Regions from separate parts of the Mus musculus genome. Here region 1 is linked to region 2. A link is a loop called in an ENCODE intact Hi-C map of the cell type or tissue named here. Cell type or tissue: left cerebral cortex. All regions are shown on one strand. Links, peaks and the distances in the headings refer to the core of each region. The heading gives the core; the rest is flanking DNA. Region 1 holds the start of Kat8 (K(lysine) acetyltransferase 8). Region 2 holds the start of Fus (fused in sarcoma).

Evidence for each region. Peaks named below come from ENCODE experiments on the same cell type or tissue, not always from the same donor. Only the 100,000 strongest peaks of a DNase experiment are listed, where the experiment ranks them.
Region 1: it touches region 2 in a loop (4-fold over the local background); 2 of 42 quality-filtered maps call a loop at or near these places.

Annotation. Positions count from the first base shown.
Region 1 is chr7:127,907,615-127,918,924 of GRCm38, forward strand. Bckdk (branched chain ketoacid dehydrogenase kinase) reads left to right here. Exons shown (of 12, transcript NM_009739.3): 11 at 307-465; 12 at 553-2,050. The coding sequence ends at 697. It overlaps Kat8 (K(lysine) acetyltransferase 8), which reads left to right and starts at 4,903. Exons shown (of 11, transcript NM_026370.2): 1 at 4,903-5,128; 2 at 7,614-7,688; 3 at 7,765-7,940. The coding sequence starts at 4,918. In left cerebral cortex, for the core only: a CTCF peak has its summit at 6,336 (motif pointing right); DNase peaks (open chromatin) are centred at 4,865 and 5,108; H3K4me3 peaks cover 1,441 bases; H3K27ac peaks cover 1,261 bases.
Region 2 is chr7:127,960,572-127,971,881 of GRCm38, forward strand. It overlaps Fus (fused in sarcoma), which reads left to right and starts at 6,908. Exons shown (of 15, transcript NM_139149.2): 1 at 6,908-7,006; 2 at 8,991-9,015; 3 at 9,146-9,300; 4 at 11,267-11,310. The coding sequence starts at 6,994. In left cerebral cortex, for the core only: a CTCF peak has its summit at 6,660; DNase peaks (open chromatin) are centred at 6,084, 6,646, 6,869 and 7,797; H3K4me3 peaks cover 3,100 bases; H3K27ac peaks cover 1,893 bases.

The DNA of each region.
Region 1 (11,310 bases), core at 1,637-9,636, 53 kb before region 2:
TACCCTGATCTGGGACGTGGACCTGGTCAGAAAAGATATTTGATCCTAAGATTGCCAGGAGCTGTATATTATGGATTTGGGGCCAGCGGAGGAACCTGCAGTTGGGAGATGGTGTTTGCTGAGAGTAAAAGTTAATGTCAAATTGTATGGGACAGTAGAAGCAGTCTGCGGCCCAGGCAGATGTGAGTGTAGAAGATGATAAAGTCACATTCCACCTTTAGAGACAATAGGAATAGACCCAGCACTGTATGCTTAGGGTGAGACCTATTAGACCTGACCAAGTCCATGTTCTTGACATCCTGCCAGGATCTCAGACCGGGGTGGAGGAATCGCTCATAAGGACCTGGATCGGGTCATGGACTACCACTTCACCACAGCTGAGGCCAGCACCCAGGACCCCCGAATCAACCCCCTCTTCGGCCACCTGGATATGCACAGTGGTGGCCAGTCAGGACCTATGCATGGGTAAGGCCCCACCTTCCCAATATGGGGGGAAGGGGTAAACCAGGACTCGCAGGCCTCTGACACCCCTATCCTATCCCCTGCTCCCAGCTTTGGCTTCGGGTTGCCCACGTCCAGGGCATATGCAGAGTATCTTGGTGGCTCCCTGCAGCTGCAGTCCCTGCAGGGCATTGGCACGGATGTCTACCTACGGCTCCGCCACATTGATGGTCGGGAGGAAAGCTTCAGAATCTAATGGTGGATTTTGGCCGGCTAGCCTGCCACACTCCTCGGAGGACCTCCTAGGCCTGGCAGGGGGCCGCTGGGCTCCACAGACTGCCACTTCGCTTTATGGAGCTTAGGGCCTCAGACAGGTGGACTTAGATGGAGCTGGGCACCACTCCTCCTCAGCAGGGCTCACTGCTTTCTACCTCCCGGCCTTGGGGGGAGGAAGCAGGTGCCTCTGAGGCCTCTGATACCAGCTCTGCTCTGCTCATTCTTGAGGACTCCTCATTTGACCTGCTGCTTATTAAAGTTTGCATTTTTGAATGCCCTCTTGGGCCCCAAATGTTGGGAGGGCAGGCGAGCTTTGTTTCTGCCCCCTTTGGATTCCCTAGGCCTTGGGAGTTAACCTGGTCATGTCCAGTCTCTGGCTGTCCTGGCACTGTGGCAGAAGTGATTTCAAGGTTCTTGCCTATTTGATTTGGCAAGAGTGAGAGTGACTTTGGCAACTTGGGCTCATTGAACAAGTCTTTCTGGGCCCCAGACGCTATCAGAGGCCCCAAAAGACTTAGCTTCAGGCCCGACTCTTCCCTTCCTGGCAGCCGTGGGTTTGAGAGGTAAAGGTCACTAGACTGGGCAGTCTGTAAGCCACCTGATTCCTGAGCTTGCATGAGGTTAAAAATACTGCCTGCCCACTGTGGCTGCAAAAAGAATTGCATGAGGTTATGCAGAGACCTGATTACCTCAGACAGATACGGAGAAGTTGTCTTAGGGAGGACCAGGGACTTGGGCAGAAAGCACGGTGACCAGAAGTGTGTGGAACAGAACTTTAGGTGAACTTTGAACCAAGAGTAACTCTCCCCGCTGTGTAAGACCTACGGACCTGCTTGGTAGGACTCCCAAAAGGGAGTAGGAGAAGCAGGAAAGGAAAGGGGAGAGGTCAAGGAAATGACTTGTAATGAGAAGTCCAGAGCTAGTCCACTGTCCCTCAGGTACACATAAGAGAGTGAGGCTCCATGGTAACCAGTTCCCTCACTTGACGCTGGGATGGAAGAAATTCCTACACTGAAAACTTTAGCCTTTCCAGGTAGAATCAAATGTACACACTTGTGGTCCTAGTACTAGTGATGCTTACATAGGAGTATCACGAGTTCAAGGCCAACCTGGGCTGCTTGGCAAAACCCTGTCTTAACGGGTAGTTGTCAGAGAAGAGCCTCATGTTCTAGTCTTTGAATGTACATACAGACCGGGGGTGGTGGCACACGCCTTTAATCCCAGCACTTGGGAGGCAGAGGCAGGCGGATTTCTGAGTTCAAGGCCAGCCTGATCTACAGAGTGAGTTCCAGGACAGCCAGGACTATACAGAGAAACCCTGTCTCGAAAAACCAAAAAAAAAAAAAAAAAAAAAAAAGGAATGAAAGTACAGGTTAACCACAGAGAGCAACAACACAGATACAGCATCAGAAGCAACAAAAAGCATCCGGGCCCAGCGACATGGTTCGGCAGTAAAGGCACCTGCCACTAAGGTATCTCCTAGAGTTTATCGCAGGAGAGGACTACGTGAGTCCTGCCAAGTCTTCTCACCTGCACACATGTAGGTTCATACTCATAAACACAATAACAGTAAGTAGAGGGTGTCTCAGCACAGCCCCCAAGTTCTGGAAAAAACAGTTGGATTTACATGTTAATCATGGTTGGCCCTGGCATGGGGACAGCATGGTGTATTTACTATGCCTAGGCTAGTCCTTACTTAGGAAGGACATCATCTGAAGATGTCAGGTGAAGTGTCAAGTGAGGTAGAAGCCTGGGCAAAAGCTGTAATGATCCTGAAGAGGGCTAGAGTGGGAGGTGTCCTTTGGTTGTATCTTCTCATTCTTAGGGTGCCGGGCACCTGGTATTATCCTGCTCTGAACTTCTTTACTGCCCAACAGCAAAGTAACCAGTTTTTCCTAGTGCCTTCTCTCTTATTTTTTGTATGTGTGTCTACCTGTGGGTTTGTGCTCATTGCTGTAGATGGCCTGTGGAGTCCAGAGGGGTTTCGAATCCCCTAGAGCTGGAGTTACAGGCAGTAGTGAGCTGCTTGCTGTGGAAGCAGAGCTGAGATTGTCGACAAGAGCAGTGCATGCCGAATCATCCAGCCAGCTTTCCCTCAGTGCCACACACAAAAGGATCTATTCTATTCCCAATGCCATCTCACATAGATACACAACGGTCAGATATTTCTTGGACCATAGTGTCTGAGTTCTGACCTCAAGCTGCCCCTCTCAAGAACTGTTACGAAAGCCGGGCATGGTGGCACACACCTTTAATCCCAGCACTCGGAAGGCAGAGGCAGGCAGATTTCTGAGTTCGAGGCCAGCCTGGTCTACAGAGTGAGTTCCAGGACAGCCAGGGTTATACAGAGGAGCCCTGTCTCGAAAAACCAAAAAAAAAAAAAAAAAAAAAAAAGAAACCTTATGAAAACTGATCACCAAATTATGAATCAAAGAACTTTCAGAGAATGTCTAAATGAGATGTTTATCCAGCCCTACTCTGACTCAACACACTGTTGTGTGCTACTGTAAAAGTTACCAGTGCATGCTGGGTACGTAAAACCATGTGGCAGGAGCCAGTCAGTCTCAACAATAGAGCGTGAGAAAAGGAGCTTTATTCCAGTAAGCCAGCTAAGGAGGAACTGGCTGGCATTATCATCCCTAAAAAACAAAGGTCTTACAGTGCTGCTTCTTTTCATCGACTAGTTCGCCCACAACGCAGTTCCTAAAGTAGTATGCACTGGGCAAGCTATTAAAGGTGTCCGGTGCCCCAATACAGTAATTAAGGAAAACACGTGTGTGTGTGTGTGTGTGTGTGTGTGTGTGTGTGTAGAAAGGTGAAGTTAAACAGCAAATTAGACATGTGTTACTCCAATTCATCTACCAATAAGTTTACCTTGAATGCTGCTATATAGCTTATATAAAGCTATGACTTAACCATATGTATATATGGTTTAACCTTTACTGAGTCTCAGAGAATTGGTATTCTGTACTTGGAGGAGTGTCACTACAGATTCTCCAGGCACTGTCTCCCTGCTCAAACCCTTCTTGGCTGGAGATGTTCAGTGGTAGTGTTTGCCTAACATTAATGAAGCTTCGGGTACAATCTCTAGCAGTGCATGAACCTGGTGTGGTGCCATCCTAACCTCAACATTTGAAAGGTGGAGGTTAGACAACCACTCAAGGTTCTCCCTGGCCACGCTCGAGGTTTTTTGTTTTTGTTTTTCAAAGATTTATTTATTTATTATATGTAAATACATGTACACTGTAGCTGTTTTTAGACACTCCAGAAGAGGGTGTCACATCTTGTTATGGATGGTTGTGAGCCACCATGGGGTCTTAACTCGGGACCTTCATAAGAGCAGTCAGTGCTCTTAACTGCTGAGCCATCTCTCCAGCCCCGCTACATGAAATTCTTAAGAGAAAAGAAGTTGCCGGGCAGTGGTGGTGCAGGCCTTTAATTCCAGCACATGGGAGGCAGGGGCAGGCAGATTTCTGGTCTACAGAGTGAGTTCCAGGACAACCAAGGCTACACAGCGAAACCCGGTCTTGAAAAAAAAAGAGAGAGAAAGAGTGAGTAAGTTTATTTTGAAGGTAGTTTATTTGGCACACCTGTTCTTTTCCTGTCTCAACTGGTTTTTGCTCCCACCCTGAGCGAGAGACGCAAATATAGAGTGGGTAGCATATAAAAAGCCCTGGGTTTTGGCCCCAAGCATCCCATAAAACTTAATTCAGTGATAGAGTACAACTGTAATCCCCAGGATACTGCTGCACGTTCAATGAATTTCAGGCTAGCCTCTGAGAACCTTTCTCAAGAAATAGGAATGCTCGCCTTTAATCCCAGCATTCGGGAACCCAAGGCAGGAGGAGCTAGGTCAGCAAGTGTGTAGGCAGCCCGGGCTATGTCACAACAAACAACTCCACAAAAATAGCTAAGTCCGGGTGTGGCGGTGCACGTCTTTAAATACCAGGACTCAAAAGGCAGAAGCAGGTGGATCTCGAGGCCAGTATGGTCTACATAGCGAGTTCCAGGTCAGTTAGGACTGTAATTAGACCCTGTCTCAAGTTGGGCCAATTTTTAGCAACAACAGCCACACGCAGTACGCACAAAACAAAACCTTGCCACGTCACAACCTCCCCACCTCCAACACGCAAGACTATGCCCGCCCCCACTGATCCGGAAATAAAAGCGGCTCTCTGGCCGGTCACTTCCGGCACAGCAATGGCGGCACAGGGAGCTACAGCTGCAGTTGCTGCAACAACTTCAGGAACTGTAGGGGAGGGAGAGCCCGGCCCGGGGGAAAATGCAGCAGTCGAGGGGCCTGCCCGGTCCCCGGGCCGGGTCTCTCCGCCGACTCCGGCGCGTGGCGAACCAGAAGTCACCGTGGAGATCGGAGAAACGTACCTGTGCCGGCGGCCGGATAGCACCTGGCGTGAGGGCGGGGCCCAGGGCCTAGGGGCGGGATTTAGGGAATGGGCATGGCCTAGGAATGGGCGCTCTGTGGGGCTGGGAGTCTTGGGGCCAGGGTGGTGACTCAGGTAAGAAGGCGGGATTTCGGGAGCTGAGAAGCCCACTTTGTAATTGGAGGTTGGAGTCAGGCCATGCTTGTTTTCACCTGTAAAGCCACCAGTCAGCTGAATACAGAGTTGGCCTGTGAACATTCACTCTGGTTCGATTTCAGGCTTCATTTTTTTTTTTTTTTGCTATATCTGTTCCTTCATTGGTGTTTTGTTGTCTGTCTTTACATTTCTCTTGCCCCCTCATCGCCAGCAAAGAGGACAGCCCAGTTCCTAAAAACACGTTTCCTTATCTTCCTTATCTTTTCTTCCTTTTCTTTCCCTCTTCAAAATAAACCTCAAGCTGCTGGCTTCAAAATAAACTCCGAGCTGAGATGGCTCAGGACATAAAGGTATTTGTCACCAAGTCTGGTGATTTGAGTTCTGTCCCCAGGACCCACATGGTAGAAGGAGACAATGATTCTTACTGTTTGCCCTCAGAATCCATATAAGAGTATCCCCCACCCCCTAATACGATAAATACATCTAATTTAAACGAATAAATGTCGGTCATGGTGGCATACACCTTTAATCCCAGCCCTGGGAAGGCTGTGAGTTTGAGGCCAGCCTGGTCTGCATAGCAAGTTCCAGAAGAGCCAGGACTACATAGAGAGACCTTGTCTCAAAACATAATTAAACTCCTTAGACTGGGTTTGTTTGTTTTTTGTTTTGTTTTTTGTTTTTTCGAGACAGGGTTTCTCTGTGTAGCCCTGGCTGTCCTGGAACTCACTCTGTAGACCAGGCTGGCCTCGAACTCAGAAGAAATCCGCCTGCCTCTGCCTCCCAAGTGCTGGGATTAAAGGTGTCTGAGACCTTTCCAGTTTCTAGGCACTTCTAGTAAGGGCTATTGCCAGACCAATCTTGCTCTGCCCGCCAAAACTATGTGTTTATGTGCCTTTTATCACCTGCTCTTGCTATAAGTAATCTCATGTCTTCCTGGCTAGCTCTTACTCATCTCTTAATTTTTGTTTTTTAAAAAGTTATTTATTTATTTTTTATTATTATTTTTAAAATTTATTTATTTATTACATGTAAGTACACTGTAGCTGTCCTCAGACTCTCCAGAAGAGGGAGTCAGATCTCATTCTGGGTGGTTGTGAGCCACCATGTGGTTGCTGGGATTTGAACTTCAGACCTTCGGAAAAGCAGTCGGGTGTCTTACCCACTGAGCCATCTCACCAGCCCCTATTTATTTATTATATGTAAGTACACTGTAGCTGTCTTCAGACACCCCAGAAGAGGGTCTCAGATCTCATTACAGATGGTTATGAGCCACCATGTGGTTGCTGGGATTTGAACTCGGGACCTGCGGAAGAGCAGTCAATGCTCTTAACTACTGAGCCATCTCTCTCGCCCCTAGTCTCTCTTTTTTTTTTATTATTTTTTTTATTTTATTTATTTATTATATGTAAGTACACTGTAGTTGTCTTCAGATACACCAGAAGAGGGCATCAGATCTCATTAAGGGTGGTTGTGAGCCACCATGTGGTTGCTGGGATTTGAACTTCGGACCTTTGAAAGAGCAGTCGGGTGCCCTTACCCACTGAGCCATCTCACCAGCCCCCCTAGTCTCTTTATCTCCTGTGGTGATCCCATTCTAGACCCCTTCAGGCAAAGTCAGTTGCTTGCATGGTCTGGCACGTTTTTCTTTTTCGTACCTCAGCCATACTGGGTTTTTTTGTTTGTTTGTTTTTTGTTTTTTCGAGACAGGGTTTCTCTGTGTAGCCCTGGCTGTCCTGGAACTCACTCTGTAGACCAGGCTGGCCTCGAACTCAGAAGAAATCCGCCTGCCTCTGCCTCCCAAGTGCTGGGATTAAAGGTGTGCGCCACCACACCCGGCAGCCATACTGTTAAAATTATCTGCCTTTCTCTGTCAATGGGAAAACACTAGAGAACAAGATCTCTTGTGATTCCTCACTGTATCTTCTCACTGTGGCCAGCATTACATAGTGGAGCGCCAGACGAGCATTAATTTCTAGACATCTCTGCATCTGTCCCTGTGCTACAGACTAAAGCATGGTCACCCTTTTAGGTATTCTCCAGATGAAGGAACTAAAGCTCAGAAAGTCAAACCATGGGGCTACAGTCATTTAGGAAATGTGAAGGAAGCTTAAACTGTCTTAATCCCCAGCCAGCTCTCATGGCCCCCAAATGAGTGAATGAGCACTGACTTTGGAGGTAGTCTTAAACATGCTTAAATACCAGGTTTTCTCAGTTTTCAAATCTCTGGTCCTCTGTAACACCCCCTGTACCTCCCCCAAGTCCTAACCTGGCTCACCTTACAGGGTAAATGGCAGGTGTGGACAGATGGATCTGGAAATTACCCCTCAGATCCCCCCCCCTTTTTTTTTTTCTTGACAGATTCAGCAGAAGTGATCCAGTCTCGAGTGAATGACCAGGAAGGCCGAGAAGAATTCTATGTTCACTATGTGGGCTGTGAGTGCCTGGGGCCCTGGGGCCTGGGTGGAAGGAGGGAGGCAGTCAGTCAGTCCCTCACGGTGCGTCCTAACAGTTAACAGGCGACTGGACGAATGGGTGGACAAGAACCGACTCGCACTGACCAAGACAGTGAAGGATGCCGTGCAGAAGAACTCTGAGAAATACCTGAGTGAGCTGGCCGAGCAGCCAGAGCGCAAGATCACTCGAAACCAAAAGCGAAAGCATGATGAGATCAACCATGTGCAGAAGGTCCTGGCCCCTCCCTTCTCAGGACCATCACAACAAAGCCATAGCAACTCCCATGTGAAAGCTGGTAGTATGCCAGGGTTTTTCTCTCGTTTATTCACATATGAAAAAATCCTCAGCTTATAGAGAGAAGAGGGTTGTTCTCTCACAGTAAGGAAACGGTACAGTTAGGACTGGAACTCAAACTTGAAGTCCAAAGGGAAGGAAAGAAACTAAAATTACGTCATTTCCTCTGCTATCCATCCCCACGCCGAGCACTGGACGATCTCATCCAAGCCTCCCTGGCCTTTATCACCACGGGGCAAATCCTTGGTTTTGTGTATGAGGAGGCAGGCTCCGAGAGGTTAAGCTCAAGCTTCTTGGCTTGAAAGCCAGAGTATTAGGTTTAATCTACTTCACCTGCTATTGCAGAGCATCTCAATATCCAGAGGGAGCACAGGCCGGTCTAGAAGTCTTGGTAGGATTTACATTGTCTTAGGGGCCAGGCCCTACCTGACACATCCTACAGAGGTATCCAAAATAAGGAATCTTTGAAAAGCAGAAACAAAGTATGTGTGTTATTAGTGTATGTGTGTATATATACATATATTTCAAAATATTTAGTATATGTATGTATATGCATGATATGTTCCTGTGCTTCTATGTGTGTATGCATGGTATGTGGGGGGAGGGGTTATGTGTGCCATGGTTTGAGAATGTGGAGACCATAGAGCAACTTTGTGGAGTCAGTCCTACCTTTAATTAGGATCCAGGGATCAAACTCTGGTCTCTAGGATTACGTGGCAAGTCCAGTACCCACCGAGCCATGGCAGTAACCCTTTTTGTTTTTGTGAGACTGTCTCCTGTAATCAGGCTAGTCTCAAACTTCCTACATAGGCAAGGCTGGCCTTGAACTCCTCATCTTTCTGTGCCTACTTCCCAAGTGTAATCCAAGGATTACAGGGGTCAGCAAGCCTGGCTCTCTGGTCTTTTGAGACTGTAGCCCAGGATGGCCCTGAACTCTCTTCTAGCCAGACTGTTTCTGGGGATTGTGTTTTCCCCTCCTTCCCTCCCTCCCCCCTTCCTCCTTCCCTTCCTCCCCCCTTCCTCCTTCCCTCCCTCCCCCCTTCCTCCTTCCCTCCTTCTTTCTATTTTGGAAGCTTGACAGATTTATTACAGTTTAAAAGAAAAACCCCAAGGCAGGTGGGCTGTCAAGTTTAGGGAAAAATCATGCTGTTCAGAATCTCACAGAGGTTAGACACATGGTGGACAGTCAGCCACTGCCAGGGTGTAAAGCTTTTCTTTTCTTTTCTTTTTTCTTTTTTTTTTTTAAATTTTTTTTGAGACAGGGTTTCTCTGTGTAGCCCTGGCTGTCCTGGAACTCACTCTGTAAACCAGGCTGGCCTCGAACTCAGAAATCCACCTGGCTCTGCCTCCCAAGTGCTGGGATTAAAGGCATGCGCCCCCACTGCCCAGCAGGGAGTAAAGTTTTAGAGGAAGGAGTAAGGAAACCCAAAATGTCTGGGGAGAAGCCAGAAGTGCTAAGGAAAATAGCTTAGAGAAGAGATGGAAGAGAGAAAGGAATAATTCCAGAAATGGAGCAGACCCACACTCCTGCATTGATTTACAAGCTAAGGCATGTCAGCCGTCCTGAGCGGCCACTGCACAGCTGTGCGATTCCTCGCAAGCTCTTAGCAAACACAGCGCAACAATGCTTGTCTCTCTGGACACTCTGTCACCAGGCTGGAAATTTGTTTTGGTGTGGTATGTATAACATTTACATTTTGTAATGGTTTTTAGCTTTATATGTATGAGTGTTGCCTGCATGTATGCGTGTGGATCCAGTGCCACAGAGTTTAGAAGAGGCATTGGGTTCCCTGAGATTGGAGTTAAAAATGGCTGTGACTACCGTGGGGCCCATGGGTGCTGGGAACTGAGCTCAGGTCTTCCACAGAAGCAACAAATACTTGTAACTCTCAACCATTTCTCCATCCCTTTGAAATGTTTGTGGGGTAAGTATTGTTTAGAGGCAGTTTTGTTTGACTTGTAATCCATGCATGTATGTGTACACAGACGTTCCAGCTGGCTGCAGTGCCAGTGTGTGTTAGTAAGAACTCTTTTCCATCCCCTAAGCTACAAAGGCTCCGGTTCTAGGGTAGCACTGTCTAGTGCACTGTTGTAAGTGGTCTGTGGGCTGTCGCTAGTCAATACAGTAGCTCCTCTGGCCACCTGTGGCTCTTCAGTACTAGTCTGTACATGTCCAGTTTGACTAGAACTTTTTTTTCAATTGTCATGAATTTGAGATGGAATAGCGTTTGCAGTTAATGGCTGTTCTCTTGGACAGCACAGGTTTAAAATGCTATTCTCTGGCTTGAATGGAGTGACTGTTAGTCAGCAGGTAGACCAGAGTGGGCTGGATATTGATGGATGAGTGATTCAACTCTCAGCAAGGTTCGATAGTTATTGGAGATTTTTGTTGGTTGATTGGTTGGATTTTTTTTTTTTTTTTTTTTTTTTGAGACATGGGCTCAAACTTGGTCTATAGCCAAAGATGACCTTGAACTGGTTCCCCTGCCTCTGCCTCAGACGTGCTGGTATACAGGTATGTACCACCATGCCCTGTTCTAATTAATGTTTAATTCTAAATAAATTACAACATTGAAGAAAAATAGTGGTTTTGTAGTTCTTTAATGCATTCACAAAAAGAGTTTTGTTTTGTGAACATTGAAAAATGCAGTTTAAAGAAACACCTGAAGAGAAAAGTCTTTGTTGGAATTGGGCCAGCCCAGGGCTTCTTTTGTTTTACAGTTCTGTGAACCTGGGCAAGATGTGCAAGTGCTCTACTTGCAGGTATACCCGAGTGTGCCAGAAGAGGGCACCAGATCACATTACAGATGGCCATGAGCCACCATGTGGTTGCTGGGAATTGAACTCGGGACCTCTGGAAGAGTAGACAGTGCTCTTAACAGCTGAGCCATCTCTCCAGCCCCAAGATTTTTCTTCTTGTGCCTCAGTTTCCTCTTTTGTATTATGGCAATAACGAGCACTCTTGGTTTCAAAGACTCATTATGAAGGCAAAATGAAAATGATGTCTAAGAGTGTTTGGTAGTTACAATGGCAGCTGGCCCATGGCCTGTGACCTCATCCCTTTCTGTATGTTTATTACTCTGTAAAGTTGAAATAATTCTCTTTAAGGCCAGGTATAATGGTGCATACCTGTAAGCACAGCACTGGGGACCTGAGGTAGGAAAGCTTGGTAGGCTGAGGTAAGAATTCCCTGTAAGCTTGGAGTTCGATTCCAGACCAGTGTGATACGCATACTGAGACCCTGTCCAAAACAAACATCATTAAGTGGCGGCGCACGCCTTTAATCCCAGCACTTGGGAGACAGAGG
Region 2 (11,310 bases), core at 1,757-9,756:
GCAGGCCATGGAAGGCAAGCCAGTAAGCAGTGTCCCTCCATGGCTTCTGTTTCCATGTTCCTGCATTGAGTTCATGTCCTGACTTCCATTGATAATGCATTGTAATGTGGAAGTGGAAGTCAAATAAACTCTTCCCTTCCCAAGTTACTTTAGGCAAAGCAGGGTTTACACATCTTTTTCCTTTTGAAAATACTTAAATAGCTTAAGACAAAAGCCAGAGCAAAGTTCCCTAGATCTTGAAACTTTCTAATATATTTTAATTAGTATGTTTTTTGATGTAGTCAAATATTCAGTAAGTTCCTTAAATAATATTCCTGGAAAGTACTACAGAAATGACTTTAAGCACACACGCCTTCGATTCCAGCCCTTGGGAGACAGAGGCAGGTGTTTCTAGTGGATCTCTGAGTTTGAGGCCAGCCTGGTCTATAGAGCAAGTTCCAGAAAGCCAAGGCTACACAGAGAGATGCTGTCTAGAAAAACCAAACCAAACCAACCAACCAACCAACCAACTAACCAAAAATACTACACAGATGGGCTGGCAAGATGGTTCATTGAGCAAAGATGCTTGAAGCTAAGTCTGGTGGCCTAAGTTCCATCCCTGAACCCACATGGTGAAAAAAGAGAACTGACTGCCACAAACTGGCTAAGTACACACGCGCGCGCGCGCATGTGCGCACGCGCACACATACACACACACACACACACACACACACACACACACACCTCACCCACCTCACCCACAACACATATACCATATACACCACACGCCAAACACACCATAGACACTACACACACATATCACATCCCCCATACAATACATATCCCCCACACTAGATCAACAAGTGTAAAATTATATATATATATATATATATATATATATATATATATATATATATATATATATATGTATATGTATATATATATATTCATTAAAGGCTGCATAAGGGCTGGAGAAATGTCTCAGCAGTTAAGAGCACTGACTGTTCTTCCACAGGTCCTGAGTTCAATTCCCAGCAACCACATGGTGGCTCACAACCATCTGTAATGAGGATCTGATGCCCTCTTCTGGTGTGTCTGAAGACAGCGACAGTGTACTCACATACATGAAATAAATAAATCTTTAAAGGCTGCATAAAGAAGGGCTGGAGGCCCCTCAATGACAGGATGCCTGCCTGAGGTCCATGGCTAGCAACTGAGAAATCACACGGGAAAGCTCTCAGCCAGAGTGTGGATTTGATATATTTTGGTTTTGTTTCTGAGATAGGGTCTTGTTATGCAGCACTGGGTGGCCCGAAACTCTGTTTGTAAACCAGGCTGGCCTTGAACCTGCTGTGGTACTCTTGCCTCTGCCTCCCAGGTTTTGGGCAGTATTATCTCAGGCTAAAAATTTCTTGAGCCATTAATATGTCAATATGGCTTCTGAACTTCAAAACTTCTGATAAACTATAATTCAACAATTTCTCCACAGTTAGATATATTTTGATATGACTATCAAAATACTTCCAAATTGTTTGGAGACTGACTTACAGAGTTTAGTTTATTGTCAACAACAGAAAATGTACCACTTACTCATCCTGTTGAGCAAAAAGCTACATTATTCCCCTCTGTGAACTGAAACAAGCTGTGCCTATATCTCTGATTTTATAGTGAGGTTTCCTTCTTCTCTACTCTCTCTCTCTCTCTCTCTCTCTCTCTCTCTCTCTCTCTCTTTTGGTTTTTCGAGACAGGGTTTCCTGTGTAGCCCTGGCTGTCCTGGAACTCACTCTGTAGTCCAGGTTAGCCTCAAACTCAGAAATCCGCCTGGCTCTGCCTCCTGAGTGCTGGGATTAAAGATTAAAGGCGTGCACCACCACGCTCAGCTTCTACATTCTCTTTTCCAGTTTGAAACAGGGTCTCTCCATGTCTTCCAGGCTGGTCTGGAACCCAGAGAGGTCTTCCTGCCTCTGTCACCTGAGCAGTGAGATTAAAAGTACATCACCACTCACAGCTCCCAAAGTGACTGAGGGTTTTTTTTTAATTTTTAAAAAAGATTTATTTATTTGGGGGCTAGAGAGACGGCTCAGCAGTTAAGGGTACTAACTGCTCTTCCAGTGGTCCTGAGTTCAATTTCCAGCAGCTACTTGGTGGCTCACAGCCGTCTGTAATGGGATCTGATGCCCTCTTCTGGTGTATCTGAAGACAGTGACAGTGTATTTATATACATAAAAAATGCATTTAAAAAAAGGGCTTATTTATTTTTATGTATGTACACTGTCTTCAGACACTCCAGAAGAGGGCATCAGATCCCATTACAGATGGTTGTGAGCTGCCAAGTAGCTGCTGGGAATTGAACTTAGGACCTCTGGAGGAACAGTCGGTGCTCTTAACCACTGAGCCATCTCTTTAACCTGTGACTGAGGTTTTTTTTTTTTTTTTTTTTTTTTTAAGATTTATTTATTTATTACATGTAAGTACACTGTAGCTGTCTTCAGACACACCAGAAGAGGGCGTCAGATTTTGTTACAGATGGTTGTGAGCCACCATGTGGTTGCTGGGATTTGAACTCTGGACCTTTGGAAGAACAGTCGGGTGCTCTTACCCACTGAGCCATCTCACCAGCCCATGACTGAGGTTTTTAAGTGATATGATGACACATCTCTCATAACAGAGTAGAGACATCTTCACCTGAAAGTGAGTGAAGCCCAAACTTACCAATAAAAGTATCCTTCTTTCTCAAAAAAGCATCACTGTGCAGGAAAGACCCTGAACCGAGCGAGGGGCAGGTTTCCCTGCTTTCCTATCAGTTTTCAAGGTTCTCTCTTTTCTCTCCCTTCCCTTTCCTTCTATTTTCTTCCTTATTCCCTCCCTGACCCCCTTTGACAAAGAGCCTAGTGCAGGCCAAGATGGTGTATGCACCATACCTAGCTTTTCTATCCCTTTTTTGTTCCAGAATTTGGAACTCACTAAGTAGTCTAGGCAGGCCTTGAACTCTTGCTCTGCTGCCTCTGCCCTAGAGTGCTGGGACTAAAGGTGTGTGCCACCACCCACAGCTGCTTTCTTTCTTTGTTTTCCCTCCCCCTGCTTTGTGGTTTTAGCTAGCTTTGAATAGACTGAATATAGCTCATAATAGTCTCAAACTCTTCTTACTTATTTTGTGTGTATGTGTGTGTTGGTAAGCCAATGCTGTGGTGAGAGTATGGAAGTCAGGGGGAAACTGTGTGGAGTTGGTTCTCTCTTTCACCATGTGGGTCCAGGGCATGGAGCTCAGTCCCCAGGCCTGGAGGAAGGAACCTCTACCTGATGGCCTGCTTTTTATCTTTCTCCTTCTTCTTTATGTATCCTTCTTTATGTATTCTCCTTCTTCTCCTTCTTCTCCTTCTTCTTCTTCTTCTCCTTCTTCTTCTTTATGTATCCTTCTTTATGTATCCTTCTCCTCCTCCTCCTCCTCCTCCTCCTTCTTCAAGATTTTATTATTATATCTAAATATACTGTAGCTGTCTTCAGCAGCACCAGAAGAGGGCATCAGATCTCATTACGGGTGGTTGTGAGCCACCATGTGGTTGCTGGGATTTGAACTCAGGACCTTCGGAAGAGCAGTTGGCACTCTTAACCACTGAGCCATCTCTCCAGCCTGATTTTTAACTTTTTAAGATAGATTTCAAGATTGTTTCGTATGAATAATTTATGAGAGAAAGGAAACCACTGCAGAACTCTGGTCCCCTCCCCCTTGTCTGTCTCTTTCTCTCTGTATATGGGGTCGGAGGGGAGAGGTTTGTAGGAGGCCAGAGGGCAACATCAGCTGTTTTCCTCTATTGTTAACTTATTGTATTTATTTACAAAAATTAAAGATTAGGTTAGAGAGATGGGTTAAGAGCACTGGCTGCTCCTCCAGAGAGGGATCAGGGTTTAATTTTTAGCACCTACATGGCAGGTCACAACTATTTGTAATCTCCAGCTTCAGGAGATTCAACATTCTCATACAGTCACATAAAATTAAAAAAAAAAATCCTAGTCGGGCGGTGGTGGCACATGCCTTTAATCCCAGCACTCGGGACGCAGAGGCAGGCAGATTTCTGAGATCGAGGCCAGCCTGGTCTACAAAGTGAGTTCCAGGACAGCCAGGGCTATACAGAGAAACCCTGTCTCGAAAAACCAAACCAACCAAACAAACAAACAAAAAAATCAACAACAACAACAACAACAACAACAACAACAACAAAATCCTAAACCATTAAAAAATAGATTGATATGTGTGTGGTGTGTGTGCCATATGTGTACAAGTGCCTTCAGGGTCCAATTTTCCAATTTTTTACCTGTAGCTGAAGTTACAGGTAGTTGTGAGTTGCATAAAGTATGTGCTGGGAATTGAAGCCAGGTCCTTTACACACTGAATAGGTGCACCATCTCTCCCGTCCTGCCTTGAACTCACAGAGATCTGCCTGCCTCTGCTAGGATTAAGGCCTGTGCCACCATCACTTTGCTATAATTTTTTTTTTTTTTTTTGGAGACAGGGTTTCTCTGTATAGCCCTGGCTGTCCCGGAACTCACTCTGTAGACCAGGCTGGCCTCAAACTCAGAAATCTGCCTGCTTCTGCCTTCTAAGTGCTGGGATTAAAGGTGTGTGCCACCACTGGCCGGCAATTTTTTTTTTTTTTAAAGAATACTTATTTATACTTATTTTGGTCAGGCCCAGTTAAAGGCAATTTACAAGCCAGGTTGTGGTGGTACACAACTTTAATTTTAGTACTTGGGAGGCAGAGGCAGGAGAAGCTCTGAGTTCAATGTCAGCTTGTTCTAACAGAGCGAGTTCCAGGATAGCCAGGGCTACACTGAGAAACTCTGTCTCCCCCCGTCCCCCAAAAGGTGGTTTACAAATGAAAAAAATCACATAATACAATCTACAGTATGCTCTCTTTCTCATATTTGTTTTTTTTCCAAGGATCTTACACTAACCTAGGCTGGGTAGAACTCACTTTAAGGTCTAAATTGGGCTTGAACTCATGGCAGGCTTCCTACTTCAGCCTCCTACTGAGCCATCACATCTGACTTATTCTTGTTTTGATTGACATGAGATTGGACTGTCCAATACTGACTGCAGGGCCTTCACATGGCAGAGTAAAATCCAATCCCTGGGCCTTCACATGGCAGAGTAAAATCCAATCCCTATTTTTTCCTTGCATCCAGGAGGAAGGCAATCTTCAGACAAGCTGCAGTCTAGAGGCTGCCTCCCTGCCTGTCCCCTGCCTGCTTCTCACCATCTCTCCACACTGTTCCGTGGGCGGGCCAGAGAGGGTTCCTAAGAGGAGGACAATGTCTATCTTTTCTCCAATGCCCCCTCTCAGGATACAGCTAACGTGGCTTCACAGAGCAGGTTCTCAGTCAAGCTTGGTCATTTTTGTTCTTCTTTTTTTTTTTAAATATCTTTTTAAAAAAAGATTTATTTATTTATTATGTAAGTACACCGTAGCTGTCTTCAGACACTCCAGAAGAGGGTGACCCCTCTCCTCTTCTGGATCTCGTTATGGATGGTTGTGAGCCACCATGTGGTTGCTGGGATTTGAACTCAGGACCTTCGGAAGAGCAGTCAGTGCTCTTAATCGCTGAGCCCTCTCTCCAACCCGTCATTTTTGTTCTTATCCACTTGGTAAACTCCCAGTAGAAATGTCATTCCCTCAGACCCATCCTAACCTACTCATTGCAAAATGAATTACCTGATCTCTGTGATCCCAGAGTCCCTGGTATTGGAATTACAGTTGGTTGTTTGCCCACATTCGGGTACTAGGAATTGAACCTGTGGTTTCTCTAGAGCAGCTGTCTCTCCAACCCCCTTGAATTTCGTTTTGTCCTTGAACTGACAAAAAGTGTTCATGCCTTTAAATGCTTTCAATCATTTCCTGTAACCAAGAAGCATTTTGTAGTTCCCCAGGCTTAGACTTTAAAGATCAGAAGGTCTGACCCTGAACTGCCTCGTACCTCATTCACATTCTTAGTCTAGCCGCTCACTGCTCTCATAAGATCCATCTCCCCTCCACCTCTGCCTAGCTCCGGGACTGGAGAGGTAGGCAGGGTCATGCACAGGCTAAACGATCGCTCTATCATTAAGCTACATTCCTCAGATTTCTTTACAAGATGATGATGGGGGAAAACCAGGACGACTGTAATTCCAGGATGCACAGGGCTAAGGCAAATAGGATCAAGGATTCGAGATCAACTGAGCGGTACTGAGAGGCCAAATTAAAAAAAAAAAGGGGGGGGGTAATTGTGGGTTTGAAGCCTCTTAAGTTGTATACATATGTGTTATTGTTGAACCAGCCTTAGGGCCATAGGGTCCAGACTAAAGCTCATCTTCTTCCAGGTTAAACGTCACAATCTATAAACCTTGTTAAGGTCTAAAGAACAGCAAGCCGAGGCATTCCTAAGTGAAAAACGAGACTGATCAGTGTGCTGTCTGTCAGGAGAGAATGTGGAGGACCAGAGCGACACTGCGTTCGACTCAGTTGCTAGGCCAGGGCAAGCGAAAGTATGCTGCATCTTCCCCAGTGAAAGTGGGGCCCAGCCGCTGGGCCGGTCGGAAGGATTTCGGTTCCCACACCCGGAGACTCCAGGCCTTGACTACACAGTTCCGCTCTCGGGCGCAGGGCCCTGGCACCGCCCCTAGCGGGAGGCCGGGTCGTACCATTCTGCCTCTAGTGGGGTAGAGGTGTGTCGAAGGCGAGCCCCGGGCGACGGACGAGAGCCACCGGCCGCAAGGAGAAAGCGCGTGCGAGTGTTTGGGAATAAAGCGAGTTCGTTTTCCCTCTTGTCTTCCTGAGCTCTCCGTATCCCCGGGGAAGGGTGGGGACCTGGGCGTGCCTCCCCCTCGCGCTTCTCCACTTGGTACGTCCCGGTGGCGCGTAGGCGGCAGGCGTACTTAAGGCGGGCGCGGGAGGCGGGGCCGCTCAGTCCTCGCGGCATCGCTTCGCGGTCGTCTGGAACTTTGTTGCTTGGCGGCCTGCGCTGCGCGCGTGCGCGGACATGGCTTCAAACGGTATGTGGGAGCGCGAGGCGGCGACGGCGCGTCCCTGCGAGGCCTCGTTCCCTCGCAGCAAGGCTTTTGGCTTTCGGCTGGGCCTGCGGTGGCGGGCGAGTGGGCTCCCCCACCTCTGGCGGGAAGCAGCGGGTGGAGGGAAGGGGAGGGCGGTGTCGCCATTTTGTTTGGCTCCCCTGGCGCCTTTGGCGCGGAGACCGTGGGTTTTCTCTCCTGGCCCGGTCACTTGAGTCGAGTGTTGAGAGAGACGCTGCCTGGCGACGTGGGGTGACCGGGGTGAGGGAGCTCTGGGTCTCCGCAGCTTCGCCCCACCCCCTCCCCTCCCTCCGTTCCCGGCCTCGCTTTGTCGCAGTGCTGCATCCGGGCACTTGGTGCGCGCACGCGCTCCTCTGGCCCCTCCCCCTTCTCGCCGCGGCCCCCCTCCCCCCCGCCAGGAGTTGGTCCGTTTTTTTTACTTTTTTCTTTTTTTCTTTCTTCTTCTTTCTTTCTTTCTTTCTTCTTCTTTTTTTTTTTTTTTTTTTTTTTTTTGTCGCGAGACCCTCGGCGGAAGACTTGTGGTCCGGTGCTGGCCTCGCCCTGCTCGCTGGGTCCCTTGGGAAGGGGCGGGGCCACCTCTTCCCGCCTCCGTGGCCGCGCAGCGGGAGCGGAAGCTCCTGGCTGGCCTGCGTGTCCGTGGGATTGGGAGGACCGCCAGGGGATGACCAACGGAGTCAGGGACCCCGGCCTGAGTTTCCCACTTCAGAGTTGAGTTTTCCTAAGGCCGGAAGGAAATCAGAGGAGTCGCTCTCCGAGGCCACACCCTCTCGCTGTCAGTTTTGTCCCAGTGCGGGGGTAGAGCTTGGGTTTCCTGCAGGGAGCTGCTGAGCTACAGCTTCCCAGATTGTTGAAAGTGCTGTCTGCTTTGGGTGCGCATGGTAGGCGGGAGCTCAGTTATTTGGAGCCACACGTCGGGAACCTTGGGAGCACCATGCCATTTGGGGGTTGGAGAGTCCCATTCTTCTAGCTGCTTCCTTGGGCTTGAACTCAACTGTGTAATAGCGCTGACTGTCAAAGTTAATCTTGACATCCGGTGATACCACCTTTCCTGTATACAGAGCTGCTGTGAAGATATAAAATGTGGTGACGTGTGTTGCAGGCCTTGGAAAGACCTGCAACAAGTCAAAAGGATTTTTAAACTTAAGGGATGATCTGTATTTTGAGTTTTTTTTTTTTTTTTTTTTTTTTTTTAAAGATTGAGCCAGGTTTGGTGGCACACACCTTTAGTTTCAGGACTAAGAGGTAGAAGTAGGCAGATCTATGTGAGTTCGAGGTGGTCTACATATTGAATTCTGGGATAGATACATAATCGAGACTTCTGTCTCAAAAAAGAAAAAAGGCAAAAAGGACATGATGTTGGATTTTTTTTTTTTGTTGTTGTTGTTTTTTTTCGAGACAGGGTTTCTCTGTGTAGCCCTGGCTGTCCTGAAACTCACTCTGTAGATCAGGCTGACCTCGAACTCAGAAATCCATCTGCCTCTGCCTCCCAAGTGCTGGGATTAAAGGCGTGCGCCACCACGCCCGGTCCGATGTGGGGCATCTTTAATCCCAGCATTTGGGAGGCAGAGGCAGATGGAGCTTTGTATGTATTAAATTGGAGGCCATCCCGGTCTACAGAGTGAGTTCTATGCAGAGAAACCCTGCCTCTAGATAGAGAACCAGTCCACCCACAGAGCTCTGTGGCTGTCATGCTTAGTGGTCGCTTGTTTAGTGGGTCCCAAGCAAGCCCTGGGTTCTACCCAGAACAAAAGTCTAAGACTTATTGGTGTCTAGAAATTTGTGCTTTCTTTGCTTTTTGTAATAAAACTTGGCCATTTTGTCTCATGAGGAACTAACTTATGCCTGTTTTTGTAGATTTGTTTCATCTGGAGTGCCTAGTACAAAAGTTGAAGAATTTATTTCTATTCTTAACTAAAATTAAGACCTTTTTCTTTCCCATCTTTTACAGACTATACCCAACAAGCAACTCAAAGGTGAGTATACTGTTTCTGGTCTGATGCTAGAAGACAGCAAGGGTGATTGATCTAACTTGAGTTTTATGTATTTCTGTATGCTTTTGTTCTTATTCTTTTAGTTGAAGATTACTGGTCTGTTTTCTTGTAGCTACGGGGCCTATCCTACCCAGCCTGGGCAGGGCTACTCCCAACAGAGCAGTCAGCCCTATGGCCAACAGAGTTACAGTGGTTATGGCCAGTCAGCTGACACTTCAGGATACGGCCAGAGCAGCTATGGTTCTTCTTATGGACAGACCCAAAACAGTGAGTTCTTAGTAGAACACATCTTCATTTCTTTATGAATGTTAACTTTTCTTAAACCTGAACAATACCGAAATTCCCACATTTTCCCTAAAGTTTTGTAGTCATTCTTTTAAAACAAAAATACTGATTTGTAATTGATTTTATATTGGACTATTTTCTTCCTGCTTACTATTTTTGTGAAAAAGCAAGTTTGCTAAAGAGAGAACCAGTTTAGAATGACGGATAGGAAGGAAATGGTCTGCTTGGGAATTCTTGAAGTTGGCTGACAATCTGTGATTCACAGAGGTGGTGCCATTTTTACCTCACAAGGGCAAAACATTTTTCTTTCCATATCAGCACATTTAAAATGTAGTTAGGGCCAGGAGTGGTGGCACACACAACTTTATCCAGCACTCTGGGAGGCAGAGGCTAGTAGATCTCTTGAATCTTGAGTTGGAGACCAGCCTGGTCTACAAGGTGAGTTCCAGGACAGCCAAGGGCTACACAGAAATCCTGTCTTGAAAAAAACAAAAACAGATTAAAATGCAGTTTGTAGGAATCTTTTGTGTTATGATTAGTGGCACAGGTGTCTAGATTTAGGACAGATAGAATGGAATTGAACCTTTATTAAACAGTGATATTAGTGACATTGAAGATGTGGAATGCTGCTGTAATCTTAGTACCTGGGATGTGGCGGTGGAGAGTCAGGGTCTTGTTCATTTAGGACTGGTTCTCAACCTTCCATTAGATGGAATTAGCTGTAACCCTTTAATACAATTCCTCATCTTGTGTGACCCCCAACTATAAGATTATTTTCCTTACTACTTTATATACTGTTAATGGTAACAGATATGTTCAAAGAAAGAGGTGTCACCTGACAGGTTGAGAACCACTGATTTAGAAGTTGAGGCAGCTTGAATTCTGTGAGACCTGTCATAAAGGATTGGGTGGGTGGGTGCAGAGATGACCTAGCAGCTGAGACTGGCCAGATACTTGACTATATATTTGAGGATGGTCTTGAGCCTTCTGATTTTCCTGCCTCCAAGTGTTGGGAGCAGAAGCACGTATTATAATACTTGCTCTTTTTGTTTGTTTGTTTTTTTGAGACAGTGTTTCTCTGGGTAGCCCTGGCTGTCCTGGAACTCACTTTGTAGACCAGGCTGGCCTTGAACTCAGAAATCTGCCTGTCTCTGCCTCCCAAGTGCTGGGATTACAGGCGTGCGCCACCACGCCTGACTATTTTTTTTTTTTTTTTTTAATACTTGGTTTGTTGAAGATCGAATGAACTTGTATGTGTGATAAGTAAACACGGTCGGCTGAACTACATCTCTAGCTCACTCCCCTTTTGCTTGAGATAGCTTCCTGATTTTGAAGATCACCGTGAAACACTGGGCTAGGTTTGTTTTAAGATTAACAAATTTGGGCTGGTGAGATGGCTCAGTGGGTAAGAGCACCCCGATTGCTCTTCCGAAGGTCCGGAGTTCAAATCCCAGCAACCACATGGTGGCTCACAACCACCCGTAATGAGATCTGACTCCCTCTTCTGGAGTGTCTGAAGACAGCTACAGTGTACTTACATATAATAAATAAATAAATCTTTAAAAAAATTAACAAATTTTAGCTGGGCGTGGTGGCGCACTTGGGAGGCAGAGGCAGGCAGATTTCTGAGTTCGAGGCCAGCCTGGTCTACAGAGTGAGTTCCAGGACAGCCAGGGCTACACAGAGAAAAACCAAAAAAAAAAAAAATTTTTTTTTTTAAATCAGGAAGTGTATTTTTTTTCCAATCTAATTCTTGCCCTGTCTCCCTCCTCTTTCTCACTAAGTAGCTGTGTTTGACCTGAACTGGATATGTAGACCAGTTTGGCCTCACACTGAACAGAGATCTGCTTCTGTCTCCCAAATGCTAGGATTAAAAATGAGCACTGCATACCTGGTCTTTTTTTTTTTTTTTTTTTTTAAATTGTACTTATAACTTTTTTCTTTGTAGCAGGCTATGGAACTCAGTCAGCTCCCCAGGGATATGGTTCCACT